Linked DNA regions of Mus musculus: region 2 is linked to region 1. Evidence: chromatin loops called from intact Hi-C (ENCODE). Cell type or tissue: heart. All regions are shown on one strand. Each heading gives the region's core, and the rest is flanking DNA. Links, peaks and the distances in the headings are about the cores only. Region 1 overlaps Slc25a33 (solute carrier family 25, member 33). Region 2 holds the start of Spsb1 (splA/ryanodine receptor domain and SOCS box containing 1).

What was found. A loop is a pair of places that touch in the nucleus more often than their neighbours do. Peaks named below come from ENCODE experiments on the same cell type or tissue, not always from the same donor. Only the 100,000 strongest peaks of a DNase experiment are listed, where the experiment ranks them.
Region 2: it touches region 1 in a loop (4-fold over the local background); 13 of 42 quality-filtered maps call a loop at or near these places.

Annotation. Positions count from the first base shown.
Region 1 is chr4:149,750,636-149,755,025 of GRCm38, forward strand. It overlaps Slc25a33 (solute carrier family 25, member 33), which reads right to left. Exons shown (of 7, transcript NM_027460.2): 4 at 3,164-3,264; 5 at 1,769-1,835. Among named protein-coding and RNA genes, the nearest start is that of Tmem201, 15 kb to the left of the region's middle. In heart, for the core only: a CTCF peak has its summit at 1,989 (motif pointing right); no DNase peak of the experiment used is centred there.
Region 2 is chr4:149,952,805-149,957,194 of GRCm38, forward strand. It overlaps Spsb1 (splA/ryanodine receptor domain and SOCS box containing 1), which reads right to left and starts at 2,202. Exons shown (of 3, transcript NM_029035.2): 1 at 2,049-2,202. In heart, for the core only: CTCF peaks have their summits at 1,503, 2,496 and 3,433; DNase peaks (open chromatin) are centred at 1,037, 1,537, 2,287 and 3,497; H3K4me3 peaks cover 2,298 bases; H3K27ac peaks cover 1,223 bases; H3K27me3 peaks cover 1,420 bases.

The DNA of each region.
Region 1 (4,390 bases), core at 230-4,229:
CAGAGTAAAGTGGTGTTGATCCTAGAACCGAGAGTGTAAACAGTGAGTGGCTCATGCCTGTAACCCCAGAGAGAGTAGAGTAATCCTGTCTCAGAGAGAGAGAGATTTAAGCTAAACCACTAAACTCCTGTACTTGAATTAACTGTTTACTTGCTCAAACCTTTTTGTGTGCCTGCGCGCCCCTCCCCCCCATCCCTGCAGCTGGCTCCTTTGAAGAGTGTGGGAGCTGCCACCGCCTCAAGAGGCTCTCCTATTCTCTCCCGACTCCATCCAGCCTACAGTGTACTATGGATTCTCCAGAGTGCTGGACAACTCACACCCCTTGTCCCACCAGACTATAATCTTATTTGATGATTGGCTATACTGCTATAAGGTAGAAGGCATGACCAATTTCCGGGGCAACCACTGGAACAATATATACTCACAGATATTCACAGATCTCACCTAAATAAAGGTCTAAAACGTCCTAAGCATTAGAAAGGGCCTCGGTCAACACATGCATTTATCTGTTGCTAACCACCAGTGATATCACAACACTGTGAACACTTGGCTCTGAGGTGAGGCCACAGGCTTCCAGGAGACCAGGCTGGCCAGAAGCCTGAAGCACAATAGTTAAGAGGGGCAAGGGACTGGACACTCAGGAACATGGACATGTAGGACACACACAGCATTTTTGGAAACTACAAAGAACTGTCTCAATGCTTGGGCCAGAACTTAAGAGTTACCCTGGAAGTAACTGACCCTTGTCATAGGATTCTAGCAAGCACTTCAGAAGGCAGATGGACTGTGGTGACAGGAAACCCTCATCATGGGCACAAGAGGACGATGAACCAGGCAGGTTCCTCCTTCACCCTCCACGTATACCTCAGCCTTTCCCTCTCCCTCAGAGGAAGCTGGAGGGAAGATGAGCCTGCTAGTGTTTCCAGGGTTCACATTGCTGGGCCACACAGCACAATACAAGCAGTTCCTTAAACAGCCTGGGAGAGCCCAAATTTCTACTGGAAATTAGCATTCCTTCAAGAAGTATGAGTGTGGGTGACAGCCCACAGAAATAGTAGCTGTGGTCTTACACAAATAGAAACATTTTCCTGCCACATTCATTAGAACGTTAAAAGGCATTATTTAGTATACTTGGTGTTCTTTGGAAATTCACAGGTGTTGCTGGCCTGCTGAGAAATCTGATTTACATATAAAAGAATCATTATTACTGTATCACAAGTTCTTAAAATTTGATGAATTCATTTCAATTGGTTTCTATTTCCTTAAAACCTGGCTCTAGACAAGGGTAATAGGCCTAGGCCTGGGGAGGCTTGAGACAGCAAGACTGTAAATTTGAAGCAGCCTGAACTACACAGCAAGACCCTGTCTCAACAAAAAACAAAGTCCAAACATTTTGTAGGTTCCACCAGAATACTCAAGGAACACAAGAACTCCAGGTTAGATTCAGGACAGACACCAGAGACATCGGGGACTAGGTCCAAAGTGCCCTCGCTGGTGTCCTGGCTGGACAGCCAGGCCTCTGCGGAGTTTACAGCATCCCTCCTGACAGTGGGGCTCCACAAAGAGCCCCAGAGAGGAACACCCAGGAAGGAAGCTGGGACCATGGAGAGGCCCTTCTGTCCATCTTCCCTTGCTCTCTGGGGCTCCTCCCCCACAATGCTGTCAGGATAGATCTCAAATGACATTTCTGCATATGCATACAGGGCTCCTATTTCCCGTCCACAGCACAGCAGGACGACTCCGGGTACTGAAGGGACTGTTCACTTACTTGCGTTCTAGCTGCATCCTCGTTTTAACCATCCAAATAGGATTCATTAAGGTATTTGTGACAAAAGCTGGAGGGAAAAAACAGTCATCACTGATATAGCCAGTGTTTGCGAATGCAATCCCCATGCAGTGGCCCGCACGGCTGGGCGCAGAAGCAGTGGGTTAATTGCTCTCTGTCCGCGCCACAGCTGCCGCCGCCAAGCACAGTCCTTCTGGCCTCTAGGTGGTGCTATCACTTCGGTTCATTTCAATCCTAGGGCAAAAACTATCTGAAATTCCAACTTAGAAGCTGCAGATCCAGAGATAATTTGTTTTTAAACATGCTCATCAGTACTTATAGCTAACCCTGAATAAGGATGTTAAATCTTCCGTTACCTGAATTCAAACTTGGAAATTTAAGGACAAAAACATTAAAAGCCCATTGGCCCACAGGAATCATTTTGGTATGCCTTCAGCAGCATTTTAACACATTGGATCAGTCCCAAACCTCAATGCTCAGCCCTCCTCTAACAGCTAGTGTCCTCTACATATTAAATGAGGGCACTGGAGGGCACTGGCTTGAAAAGCTCCTTCAAGGTGTGCTTCCTTTACCCAGGGTGCCTCTGGGTTAATTTTACAAGCATTACAAAGCCGATTAACAGGGTCTGGATTACGGCTAATTCACCATGGCTCAATCTGATTTGGAATGGTACACTGTCCTTCTCGGGGCTCAGTATTAAGGGGAATCACTGTTCTTGTGTTAAGAAGTTTGCTTAATATTGCTTTTCTCTGACTAAAGATCATAACCTGGGTTAGTAATTTTATTGAGAGTAACAAAGGAAATTGGTGTGGACACGTTGCAGGCTGTTAACAGAAGGAAGAAATTCTAAAATGCTAATCTAAATTCTCTAAAAATTCTGTTAGATTCAAATGGACAGAAGCCTCTATGAAGAAGGGCAGAGGCTTCTCCTAGCAATTTAGGAGCCAGTGCTTTCTCACAAACACTCCCTGGGGCAAGCCCTGCCCTGAGCTCTGCAGTGCGGACTTCCTCAGAAGAAAACAGACCATCTGGAGGCATAAGGCCTTAGGTACAGCCTCAAGTACCACACAACACATAAAACCCTGATTCTTGCTGTGCAAGTGAGCTGTGCAGGGCAGATGCACCCCAGATACCTTGGGGAATCAGAAAGAAAGCAGCTCTCACTCCACATTACAACTCAATAGGGAAATCAGGAAGATGAAGAACAGAAAAGTAAAATTTGTTTATAAACTGCTAATAGTCATGTTCTACAAACTCCAATACAAAGCTTTAAAAATGGTTTTAGGGTCAAAAGAGGCAGGGAGTTAACATCTAATTCCTGGAAAGAAAAAAAAAAAAAAGAAAGCAAAACGAAACAACACTTGCTAGGGAACATACCTGCAGAGCCAGCTGAGAGAATGTGCACAGTATTGCTATTAGGCACGAAGATGCCATTGAATTGCTCTTTGGCTTTGGAATAACATGCAAAGTACACAGCCCTGGTAGGACAAAAAGAGAAAACCATTAAAGCATTACTGCACTTTAAAGTACACAGGTCCCTCTGCACCATCTATCCCAAAGAGGAGACCACAGAAGAGAGTAATGATCTTAGCCAGCAAGGAAACAAGAGGCTGGCTCACACCCAGGCTGCCACTGCACCTGGATGTTCATGCCTTCCAGAAATTCCAGAAAGTGCTGACAGCCATGGCCAGGATAACAGAGGAGAAATAAGATTTTTGGTAACACACATAAAAGTCCTTTCACACTCTGTCTGTTTGTTTATTGAGACAGAGTTTCTCTGTGTAGCCCTGGCTGTCCTAGAACTCACTCTGTAGACCAGGCTGGCCTCAAACTCATAGCCTCTGCCTCCAGAGTGCTGGGATGAAGGTGTAGGCCACCACTGCCTAGCTCTTTTCACATTCTTTATTCTGGATGGATGCTAATCATCTGAGTGGGAGTGAGGACTGTCATTTTACAGGTGCACTGTTTAACGAGCTCTGCTTTCATCTTGTGTTCATCTTGTGAACTGCCTACAGTGACTAGGGAGGTGTGCTTCATCTCTGCGATGCAGGAGCGCTGCTTCTCTTTGCCTCTGCTGAACAGCAGGTCAATCACAGAATCTATTTCAACTAAGGATCCTGACTACTGCTGAACAGGATCCCAGGAGACCACTGGTTTGGACTAAGTTCTGGTACCATATCCCCACAGGAAAGACAGAAAGGGAGTTGGGACGGTGGTGGTGCTGGTGGTGGCTGCGGTGATAGTAATCATTTGTGCTGAAGTTGCCATTCGTGTTACCAAGTCATTTGGCCTTCCAAGAAATCAGGATTAGGGAAAAGTAACAGATTTCCCACAGGGGCAAGTTCTAATCAGTGTAACCCTTTGTTGTTCTACTGTTCTCTCTCTTCTTCCATTTGAGTAACTCTGAGATATATAACCTTTGATGAAAACCTCTTTATCGTCTATCTAAACAAGCAAACATACCAATCTTATTTTATAGAATAAAGCACTGGAATTTGGCCAGATTTCAAAATAGAAAAGGCAAGGAAAACCTTTAAAGTCTATCATTAGAGGACTTTGGCCCGTGACAACACTGCCACTCGTCCCTTTTATACACACAGTTCC
Region 2 (4,390 bases), core at 178-4,177, 200 kb after region 1:
GAGGAATCCATTGAAGGGTGTGTCCACCCTTGCTGGCACAGCCTCGCACTCAAGAAGCCTAATTTACCCCCTAAGTGACTTCACCCAGGGCCCCAGGCAAGAACCAGCCTTCCTAAGACTGACAGTTATGGCTTCTCCCCAGGTTTTGGTCTGGCTGATTTGAGTGGGATACAGGCTAAGGAAGAAAAAGGCTTGTAAAGTTTCCGGATTCAGAAACTCCATATCTCCCATCTAGATAACATCTTCGATCTATTGGAAGAAGTGTTCCCTGCAGTAAAAGGAGAAGAACTGTTTCAGATGATCTAATCCAGCCCGTCAGTTTGCAGATAACTGGCCTATGACCTCAGAGCTAGGGACAGTAAGCAACAGCCAGGATTTTTGTCTTGGTGCATAGCCCTGGCTGTGCACTTTGGCTAAATCACCCAACCTCTCTGGGCCTCCACTGGGAAAGGGTTGGTCTGGGCAGATAGTCTCTAAATGATGTTGGGATTCTCTGACTGAATGGTTCCCTCTGTCTGTACCACTAATGTTAGTGTAGTGCTTTCTGCCTCCCAGAGATGCGAGCTGGGAAGGCGTAGGGCAGAAAGGAAAAGGCAATCCCACTCTCTCCTAGAGTCTAACAATTAGGAAGAAAGCCAACTCCCTCCAGGCCATCCTACCTCAGCGTGTGTGTGTGTGTGTGTGTGTGTGTGTGTGTGTGTGTGTGTGTGTGTGTGTGAGTGTGTGTGTGTATGTGTGTGTGTGTGTGTGTGTACCCACATACACACACACACACACACATACACACACACACTCGTCGGCGATCCTAAACCTTCAAGGACACCAAGCCTTCATCATGGGGGCTGGCGCTCTTACCATAAACACCTGTTAAAACTCAGCTCATGAGCAGTTTCTGATGTTACTAACTAAAGTGTTTAATTAACTATTACTCACTCAGGAAGCAGCTTCTGCCAGCTCACCACCACACTGTACAGCTTGAGTTCAGAGAAAAAGAGAGAGGAGCCTGAGCCCCGCTCAGCTGGCAGGAGCTTCCCTGGAAAGGTGCCAGCCAGCACTCCAGCAATACCCCACTTACCAAAACCAACCAAGCAAGGGGAGTTATACTCCACAACCTTCCAGAGCCAATGGCCAGCCCCACTACTGTTCACAGACAGGCAAGAACATTTAGGAAACACACATATTCACAACGATACACAACAACAGACACGAACAGAAACTCACAAGGTCACACTCTCATTCGCAAAAGCACACACAACTTCCTGGCTGGCAAACATCTTCACAGGCACCATTTGTGAACATTCAGTCTTTGCCATGGCACATCCTTAAACTTGGAGATTAGCAAGTCCTCGCACACTCGTCAGGCGCGGGACAACTCATCCTCTGCTCTACCATCCGATTCAGGCTGCTCTTGTTTCTCTGTTTCCATCGATTTCCTGACATAACCTCGGTTGCCCGGAGAAGCATCGGCGGCTCCGGGGTGGCTGGCGCCGCGCGCAGTGTCACCAGGCAGTCTCCCAGAGAGAGGCGCTACGGGGGCCGGATCGGGAAGGGGGACTAGGGCCGCTACAAATCAGAGCCCGGACTGGCGGGAAAAGCGAAACTAACTTAACTCAGCAGGGTCGCGATGCATGGGGCAGAAGGGGTCCCCTCGACTTTGGCGATGGGAGTCCCCCTCAACAATCAGAACCCTAAGGCGCCCTGGGACTAAGGAGAGCCCCAGGCCTCTTTCTCGGTTTGCAGCCTAGGCTCATCTTAGGGAGCGACTGTCCCCGCTCCACTGAGGTCCCCACCCAATGCCGCCCCCGCAGGTGGGACCCCAGAGCCTCCGCAGCAGAAGCGGCAGCGCACTGGGCGGCGCCCGGCCCCTCTCCGGGGACCCAAGATCGATCATGGCTCCACGCCGGGTGCCCACCCTATGCCCACGCTCTGCCCCGCGCCCACCCTCTCAGTTCTCTCAGCGTGGTGGTCCCCGTGTCTCCCCCATCCCCGGATCCCAGAGCCCGAACGCGCGCCCACCCAACCGGTCTTCGGTGTCCCATGCCGCCTACCGCGCACAGAGAGGCCGCAGCTCTTGGAGCTCCGGAGGCTCGCGGTGCCCAGGGCCGCGCCCGCTGCAGAGAGCGAAGTCGCTTCCTCCCCGTGGCCCCGGCGCCAGCGCCTGGAGCTGGTTCCTGCAGCAAGCGCGCGGGCCGCTCGAGCGCGACTCCTGCGCTGAGAAGAAAAAGCCACCGACAGCTCTAAGGTGGGAGGGCGGAGAAAAAAGAAGGACGCGCCGTGGGCGGGGCTTGTACGCTCCACCCCGCCTCCATTTGCCCTGCCACGCCCCATGTCACGCTCCTTCACCACGCCCCGCCTCAGGTCACGCCCTTTTTATCGCAACCCTCCCTTCTGCCTGGCGCTCCTCACAGCCCTCCCCTCCGCACTTTCCCGCTTAGCCCCGCCCTACACCACGCCCCTTCTCCTGCCACGCCCCTCTACTTTCCGACCCAGCGCTGGGTTTCCTAGCGTTGAGCGGCGCTGGTCGCCCGAGAGCCCGGAGCGCGCAGGGCTCTGAGGCAGGGCAGGCTTGGGGCTTTGCGAACTCTGTAGCCCCCGATACCACCTTCTTGCAGAAGGGCTGTAGGCTCAGACATACATCGCTCTGCCTTGGCCTCTGCAGCAAGAGCTTTGATTCCTCTGGAGAAGTTTTTAGGAAAGGCTGGACCTAAGGCCAGGATCATAATAACAGAAAACCTGCGCGGGGGCTGCGGTGGTGTCCAGCACTGTATTGAGGAGCTGAGGTTCATTCTTTAGGGAAAAAATGTTTGGCAGGGTGAGGTTATAGCAGTAATCACAGGAGCAAGATCTTGCTTAACTCGTTTGAAACTCCGGGTTAAGGTTCTGTAATGCTGTCGTGCAAAGGAACTGTCTATGAGTCCATGTGTAATCCGGCTGCTCTATACTTACTGTTTCCGCGCTCATGGAGACAGACAGGCAACTCAGAACTTCAAGACCCCGAGGTCCTGGTCGCATAGGCGTCCACAGTACCTAGACAATGAGTTTAGGATGGCACAAGCGACAGGGACTTCACATTAAAAGTACACCGTTAGAAGCTCTAGTCTGAAAGGGATTTTCCTTTCCCGTCATTACAGAAGAGAGTAGTCACAGGTGACTGAGGGAATTTTCACTCCCATCTTCGCGATATCCCCTTAAGATCTTCCCACTCCTCACCCATACGTGGGGAGGGATGCTAGAGAAGTTGCTATAAATACTGTGGCCGCTGAAGTTATTTAATCACTCACTGTAAAGACCCGAAGGGCCGGAGGCTACTGTGTAGATTCCAACCACCTCACTGTTGCCAATTTTGTTTGAAAACACAGAAGCTTCCAGACTGCTATGGACAAGGTGGGTCTGCGTGGGGAAAGCGGCCTCTCCGGGGCGCTATTGGCTCTTCGAGCAGGCAGCCTTGCCGGTGACTCAGGGGGGTGACTCCCTCCTGTTGGACTCTTCAAAGTCTGGGAATTTGAAGCATTCCCTGTGAGCACGGCAGCCACTGACCCATATAGCTTGGAAAGAGAGCATGTTCCATATGTTGAGCGAGAAGTACGTGTCCCTTATCAGGTGTGGTCGGTCACCTCACAGGGCAGGTACTGCAGCACTACACCTGGGACTATGTACTCTCTTCTAAGACTTGTCTTTTGCCTGGGGGAAAGCTTCCAGAACAGATGGAAGCTGTTTCAAATGGTTAGAATGGCAGCTGTCGGGGGGGCTGGAGAGATGGCTCAGTGGTTAAGAGCACTGACTGCTCTTCCAAAGGTCCTGAGTTCAAGTCCTAGCAACCACATGGTGGCTCACAACCATCTGTAATGGGATCTGATACCCTCTTCTGGTGTGTCTAAAGAAACCTACAGTGTACTTATATATAATAAATTAATTAATTAATTAAAAAAAAAAGAATGGCAGCTGTCCATTTGGGTCCTCTTAGCTTTGACCCCAAGAAAGACAGCTCTCAAAAGGCTTGAATATTTCTCTATCAGCACTCCTGAGTTCTGACCCTGTTGGGTAAATGGATACTGATGGTCTGAATATCTAAGCTTACCTGACAGTCATCGTTCTTATCCCTGGGACACCGGGAAGGTGGGCTAGTAAATCTCCGTTAGTCATACAGCAGTGACTTCGGTGAGTCAGAGCACTGTGAAAGAGTCCTCAAAGCCGGAATGTGAGGGGAAGGGGCGTGATCCTATTGTTTGTTGAAAAGTCATTAGCTCGCAATAGCTGATACACCAGCTGATAAATACGATCGAAAGGTCGGCTGATGATTGCTTAAGCCTGAGTCAAATCAGGCCCCAGGGGAGGAGGAGGCTCTGGACTCCCAGTTCTGTTCACGCTGCCCCGAGACCCCACTCCCACA